Regions from separate parts of the Homo sapiens genome. Here region 2 is linked to region 1. Evidence: read pairs that join two places in POLR2A ChIA-PET (ENCODE). Cell type or tissue: K562. All regions are shown on one strand. Each heading gives the region's core, and the rest is flanking DNA. Links, peaks and the distances in the headings are about the cores only.

The links. Peaks named below come from ENCODE experiments on the same cell type or tissue, not always from the same donor. Only the 100,000 strongest peaks of a DNase experiment are listed, where the experiment ranks them.
Region 2: POLR2A ChIA-PET joins it to region 1 with 6 read pairs; 16 of 35 experiments call an interaction of 5 or more read pairs at or near these places.

Annotation. Positions count from the first base shown.
Region 1 is chr6:26,203,468-26,207,004 of GRCh38, forward strand. H4C5 (H4 clustered histone 5) reads left to right here and starts at 1,143. Exons shown (of 1, transcript NM_003545.4): 1 at 1,143-1,554. The coding sequence starts at 1,178. The coding sequence ends at 1,489. RefSeq lists enhancers at 931-1,180, 1,191-1,330, 2,651-2,730, 2,781-2,880. In K562, for the core only: a CTCF peak has its summit at 1,009; DNase peaks (open chromatin) are centred at 1,034 and 1,884; H3K4me3 peaks cover 2,500 bases.
Region 2 is chr6:26,581,280-26,584,884 of GRCh38, forward strand. No RefSeq gene overlaps it. Among named protein-coding and RNA genes, the nearest start is that of TRY-GTA3-1, 6.0 kb to the left of the region's middle. In K562, for the core only: no CTCF peak of the experiment used is centred there; no DNase peak of the experiment used is centred there.

The sequences.
Region 1 (3,537 bases), core at 1-2,500:
AGCATTGTTTTCTGAGTCCCAACACCTTTTATTTTAAAAGCCTGTAGGAAGTCGCCTATTTAATAACTTGGCCCATTACACGTTGCCAATTCTCTTGTGATAAAGGCTGCTACCAGCATCAAAGAGAACAGAAAACTAACAATAGAGAAGTAAACATTAACACACCAGTGAGTTTCTAGGTTTAGATGTGCGAGTTGGCTAGATATTTAAATGATAATTATAAATTTTAATAAACAGGGAAGAAAGAAAAATAAGCCAAAAATGTAATACGGGCGTCCACAGCGAGGACCAGAATTCATGGGATCAAAAATTTTTTTTTCTTTTCTTTGAGACGGAGTTCCGCTCTTGTTGCACAGGCTGGAGTGCAATGGTGTGATCCGGGCTCACCGCAACCTCTGCCTCCTGGGTTCAAATGATTCTCCTACCTCAGCCTCCTAAGTAGTTGGGATTACAGGTATGCGCCACCAGGCCCGGCTAATTTTGTATTCTTAGTAGAGATGCGGTTTTTCCGTGTTGGAGACTGGTATTGAACTCCCGACCTCAGGTGATCCGCCCGCCTCAGCCTCCCAAAGTGCTGGGATTACAGGCGTGAGCCACAACGCCCGGCGGGATCACTAATTATCCGTGTTTTTCTCTTCGGGAGGAAAATCCTTTTGGTCAGATTTCCCTTGGCTTGGTGGTGGAGAGGGTGAGATCTTGCAGTTTTCAAACACTTCCTAAGGGGGTTCCGTCCCCAAGAGAGCAAGCAGCAGAAATGCCAGAGGAACCGTGCCTATGGGGACAAAGCTGAACTCCTCATGGAAGGAGATTACTGCAGTTCCGGTCTTGTGAGCCAAAGCTCCTGTTCAATCGTCCTAGAGCATCCCAAGCAGCAAATGATTTTAAACATGTTAATGTATTTAATCTCATTTAGTTGTTAAAATATGCCTAAATTTCCTCTTTGGGAACGCAAGACTTGCAGAGATGACTCCATGGAGAGCGGACTCTGCCGGCGGGAACTGGAGTCGTTGGTGACGTCATCCCAGTCTGATCTGTGAAGGGTAGGGCCAGCAGGCAGCACCAAAGTTCCCGTATGCGCGTTTTCAGTCTTCATTTAGGTCCGAATTCCCGGCATATAAGAATACTACCGTCGCTTGTTTTTCAGATTTTTGCGGCTATTTTCGTTGGTGTGTTGGTCATGTCTGGTCGCGGCAAAGGCGGAAAGGGACTGGGTAAAGGAGGCGCTAAGCGTCACCGTAAGGTCCTGCGAGATAACATCCAGGGCATTACCAAGCCTGCCATCCGGCGCCTTGCTCGTCGCGGGGGTGTCAAGCGCATTTCTGGTCTCATCTACGAGGAGACTCGCGGGGTTCTGAAGGTGTTTCTGGAAAACGTGATTCGTGATGCTGTGACTTACACGGAGCACGCCAAACGCAAGACAGTGACAGCGATGGATGTGGTCTACGCGCTGAAGAGACAGGGACGCACTCTTTACGGCTTCGGCGGCTAATGCTACCGCTTAAACGACTCAGCATCTCGACTTCCCAAATCAAAGGCCCTTTTCAGGGCCGCCCACAGTTTTCCGCAAAAGAGCTCATGACTTGTTAGACGATTGGTTGGTCTCTTTATAAGTTAATTGTTCCTGTCAACAGGTACGTATATTTTTCAGCCGTTTTTTTTTTTTCGTTCCAAATTACATTTGGGGTTTCGGCATACGATTTTTTAGGCTACGATCCTTTTATGTTTATTGTAGTAGGGCCTTAGATTGCACTGAAAAGGCTAGGGTAATAGTGTCTGTTTACCTTACCACTTTTATTTTGAGTACCTAAAAATGCATGGTTTTCGACATAAGTGGGAAAACCGCAAGACACTGCGTAACCGCTCAAAATGGCGGAGAGCGAAGAACAAAGCCGGTGCCTGGCAATGGGCCGGACCCGCGAATTAGCGCAACCAATCATCTTCCTGGAAAGGAGTGTGGGCCTTAAATTCTAGCGGCCTGTTTTCTATTACTTAACCTAACGACCGAGTTTAGGTGTGTAGAAGTTCCTGGGGTAGATAAGCTCACGCAAGGAGAGGTTGCAAGCATTCATTTCGGAATTCTATTAAGCCAACCCAGTTGTCCCTTAGAAGTTATGATATTTGCTGTTTTTTGAATAAAAGAATTTGACTCTCTTTAAACCCTAAAGCTTGAAATTTAGCATTTATCTCACATGAGACAAATGTTTAGGAACTCATGTTTAGGAACTCATGTTCCTGCCTGAGGCAGGAACTGAAACACCAGATCACTTGCATCGAGACCGTGAGACTCCCTATGTTTCATCCATCATGATTGCGTCCTTATCCCTCCCTGATTTCCTGTTTTCTCGCCCTTCTCGCTACATAAGCCCCCCAATTTTGGTCGGGGAGACGGATTTGTGATTTCATCTCCTCCCTCATGAATACTCATAGAATTTTTCCAAACCTACTGAATCTGTATGTAAGGTTGACTCTGTAAGGCATATATATATTCCAGCTCCCCTTCACTGCCACAGAGCGCTCATTCCATCCTGGGATTACTTCTCCCTCTGAAAATAAAGTCTTTGTTACTTCCTGCTTGGATCTCATTGTCTATTGTTCAAAAAAGATATGTCGTCATTCCACAGTTATGCCCCAGATGTCTTGGAGATGTGGTTTGTTTAAAGAAGGATCCAGCCATAACTTCCGTTGTGTCTCCAGTTTTCTTATCTAAAACAGGCTCCTCTCCCCTACTTCCCCATTTTTGAACATTGATTTCTCGGAGACCAGACTTACAGAATGTTTTTGTTTTGCTTTTGTTTTGTATTGGCTTGATTCTTAATCGTTTTACTTGGCTTCTGTACTCCCCATGTCCTGTAAAGTACAAGTGACTTTCATACACTTAATTGAAATCGGGTGAATATGCCTGTCAGGAACAGTTTACAGATGTAATGTACATAGTACACTACATCAGAAACACATGATGTCCGGTTTATGTAAATTCCAAGTGATAGAAAAATCGCAAGTTTGGGCTGGGCACAGTGGCTCATGCCTCTATTCCGAGCACGTTGGGAGGGCAAGGTGGGTCGATCACCTGAGGTCAGGAGTTCAAGACTAGTCTGGCCAACATGGTGAACACCTGACTCTATTAAAAATAAAAAAATTAACTGGGCATGGTGGCAGGCACCTGTAATCCCAATTAATCAGGAGGCTGAAGCAGGAGAATCGCTTGAACCCAGGAGGAAGAGGTTGTAGTGAGCCAAGGTGGTACCACTGCACTCCAGCCTGGGCAACAGAGAAAGACTGCCAAAAAAATTAAAAAAAAAAAAAACCGTTGGTTTAGGGTGATAGTTCCATTGAAAATCAGATTTTTCTTCTAGCCAGCAAGTTGTCCGTAGGCTGATACTTTGAAATCAGGAAAATAAATAGTTACTTTGAATGTCATTTTTAAAAAGTGTGAGCTCGTGCATATATATGAAAAGCATCATGTTATTGGTGCTAAGGCACTAGTTCGAGGAGAAAAAGTTTTATGAGGATGTTAATGTAACAACAGCAACAAAAAGG
Region 2 (3,605 bases), core at 444-2,943, 380 kb after region 1:
TTCTAAAAGGTTACATGAGAGATAGTGAAGGGTGATACTGATGTACTATGCTGGCAGCAGAAATGGAAACATTCATTTAGAAACATTCTGGGTTTCTAAAAAGTGATTGTTGCCACTCTCTTGCATCGTGGAAGATGCTAGTCTGAGTCAAGAGACTATTCTAGCCTCCCAAATAGAGGCTGTCAAGGAAGCAAAGGTCTGTCAGAAAGGGAGGTTCAGGATCAAGTGTGAATGGTGGATCCCTATTTGTATGCCAAGCTAATGGACAATTTACTTTGATTAAACAAGTTAGTAGAGGTACTGATTTTACAGATACTCTTACATAATCGTATTGGTCCTCCTGGGCACTAGATCCCATCCCATTCTCAAGGATGACACTCCAGCTGTTGTCCTGATTATCATTCCTACATCATCTCCCCCGCCCCCTCACTTCCTGATATTTTACATTCAAGGCTAGCTTTATGCATATGCAACCTGTGCAGTTGCACAGGGCTTTGTGTTCAGAAAGACTAGCTCTTGGTTTAATACTCTGTTGTTGCCATCTTGAGATTCATTATAATATAATTTTTGAATTTGTGTTTTGAACGTGATGTCCAATGGGACAATGGAACATTCACATAACAGAGGAGACAGGTCAGGTGGCAGCCTCAATTCCTTGCCACCCTTTTCACATACAGCATTGGCAATGCCCCATGAGCACAAAATTTGGGGGAACCATGATGCTAAGACTCAAAGCACATATAAACATGTTACCTCTGTGACTAAAAGAAGTGGAGGTGCTGACAGCCCCCAGAGGCCACAGTTTATGTTCAAACCAAAACTTGCTTAGGGTGCAGAAAGAAGGCAATGGCAGGGTCTAAGAAACAGCCCATCATATCCTTGTTTATTCATGTTACGTCCCTGCATGAACTAATCACTTACACTGAAAATATTGACAGAGGAGGAAATGGAAAGATAGGGCAACCCATAGTTCTTTTTCCTTTTAGTCTTTCCTTATCAGTAAACCAAAGATAGTATTGGTAAAATGTGTGTGAGTTAATTAATGAGTTAGTTTTAGGCAGTGTTTCCACTGTTGGGGTAAGAACAAAATATATAGGCTTGTATTGAGCTATTAAATGTAAATTGTGGAATGTCAGTGATTCCAAGTATGAATTAAATATCCTTGTATTTGCATTTAAAATTGGCACTGAACAACAAAGATTAACAGTAAAATTAATAATGTAAAAGTTTAATTTTTACTTAGAATGACATTAAATAGCAAATAAAAGCACCATGATAAATCAAGAGAGAGACTGTGGAAAGAAGGAAAACGTTTTTATTTTAGTATATTTAATGGGACTTTCTTCCTGATGTTTTGTTTTGTTTTGAGAGAGAGGGATGTGGGGGCAGGGAGGTCTCATTTTGTTGCCCAGGCTGGACTTGAACTCCTGGGCTCCAGCTATCCTGCCTTAGCTTCTTGAGTAGCTGGGACTACAGGCACACACCACAGTGTCTGACATTTTCTGGATTTTTTTTTTTTTTTTATTTTTTTTGTGAGACAGGTTCTGGCTCTGTTACTCAGGTTGCAGTGCAGTGGCATGATAGCGGCTCACTGCAGCCTCAACCTCCTCAGCTTAAGCTACTCTCCCACTTCAGCCTCCTGAGTAGCCAGGACTACAGTTGTGTGCCACCACACCTGTGGCTAATTTTTGTAGAGATGGGGTCTCTCCACGTTGCCGAGGCTGGTCTCCAACTCCTGGTCTCAAGCGAACCTCCTGACTTGGCCTCCCGAAGTGCTGGGATTACAGGCTTGAGCCACTGCATCCAGCCTGTCCTCTGTGTTAAACCTACTCCAATTTGTCTTTCATCTCTACATAAACGGCTCTTTTCAAAGTTCCCATAGACCTCACTGTTGCTAATCTAATAATAAATTATCTGCCTTTTCTTACATGGTTCATCAGTAGCAGCATTAGATTGGGCTGCTCAATTCTTCTTGGTATATTTTCTTCATTTGGCTTCTGGGGCATCACACTCTCTTTGAGTTACTCATTCCTCATTGATAGCTTCTTCCTAGTCTTCTTTACTGGTTCTTCCTCTTCTCCCTGACTCCTTAATATTGTTTTTCTCCCCAGGCTTTAGTTCTTAGTCCTCTTCTGTTATCTATTTACACCCAATTCTTTCAGAGTCTCATCCAGAGTCATGAACTTAAACCTGTTTCTGTGCAGATAATTCACATTATTATATCTCCAGCCCAGACTCTCCCGCAAACTGCAGACTGATCCTACTGCAGTATTCCTACCTACTCATCATCTCCACTTAGAAGCTAATAATCATCAAAACTGGACTCCTTATCTCATTCCCTCCCAAATCTGTCGCACCCACAGTCACCCTCACTCCATTCCATCCTTCACAGTTCTCTGGTCAGATACCTGGGAGTCAGCCTGATTCTTCTTTGTGTCGCATTCCGCATCAATTTATTGGGTGATTCTGTTGCTTCTATCTTCACTACATATCCATGATCTTACAGCATCTCACCACTCTTACTGCCACAACTCCTTTTGGAGACATCGTAATTTTCGCCTGAATCAATCTTGCCTTCCTGCTTCTGCCCCTGACTACTTACCTATTCTTCCACAGCATATTGGATGACCTTTCAAAAACCTACTGTTTTTTTTCTGGGGTGGGGTGGGGTGGGGTGGTTTATTCAAGGATTTAGGGGCAAGTGGTTTAATCCAGAAAACACTGGTGTGGAAAAAACAAAGTGAAAAAGAAAAGAAAAGAAACCAAGGAATACCACTCTGGGCTATTCAAGCTTAATCCTTCTTAACCCCTCTTAATCCTCAGAGGAGGAACTCTGGGAAACAATGTTGAAAATATGCCTAAAAATGATCAAACTTCAAGGGTAAGGGAGCTGGGATAGTCATACACCATTTACCAAAAATTGCTTGGGAGCTATTCTAAACCTCCAATTCAGTGGAACATCTGGCCTGCCATGAATGTGGGCAAAGTGTGATCAGCAGGTGGGGAAAGCTCTCATGCGATAAGATGCAAGTACCGGCAGGTAGAAATCAGCCTGGTGGACATTGACATGGTGAAGGTCAGGGGGATATGGGGGGGGCTTCTTGGTGGGATGCCAGAGGTAATATGGTGAGGCTCCAACATCTTCAATGTGGAGTTGATCCTTGATCCTTGGTCTTCAAAGTTGGTCAGTGGCCAGGTGCCGTGGCTCATGCCTGTAATCTTAGCAGTTTCTGAGGCAGGTGGATCACTTGAGGTCAGGAGTTCAAGACTAGCCTAGCCAACATGCTGAAACCCCGTCTCTACTAAAAATACAAAAATTAGTCGGGCGTGGTAGCACATGCCTGTAATCCCAGCTACTAGGGAGGCTGAGGCAGGAGAATCACTTGAACCCGCGAGGTGGAGGTTGCAGTGAGCCAAGATCACACCACTTCACTCCAGCCTGGGCAAAAGAGCGAAACTCCATCTCACGTACACACACAAAGTAATAATAATAGTAATAATAATAATAAAATAAAAGTTGGTCAGTGGTCAATACATTTTCCAGGTCATTCCTGGGAGAATAAACAGTTTAAAAAAGGCTCAGATATCTTAGAGAGCCTGAGATG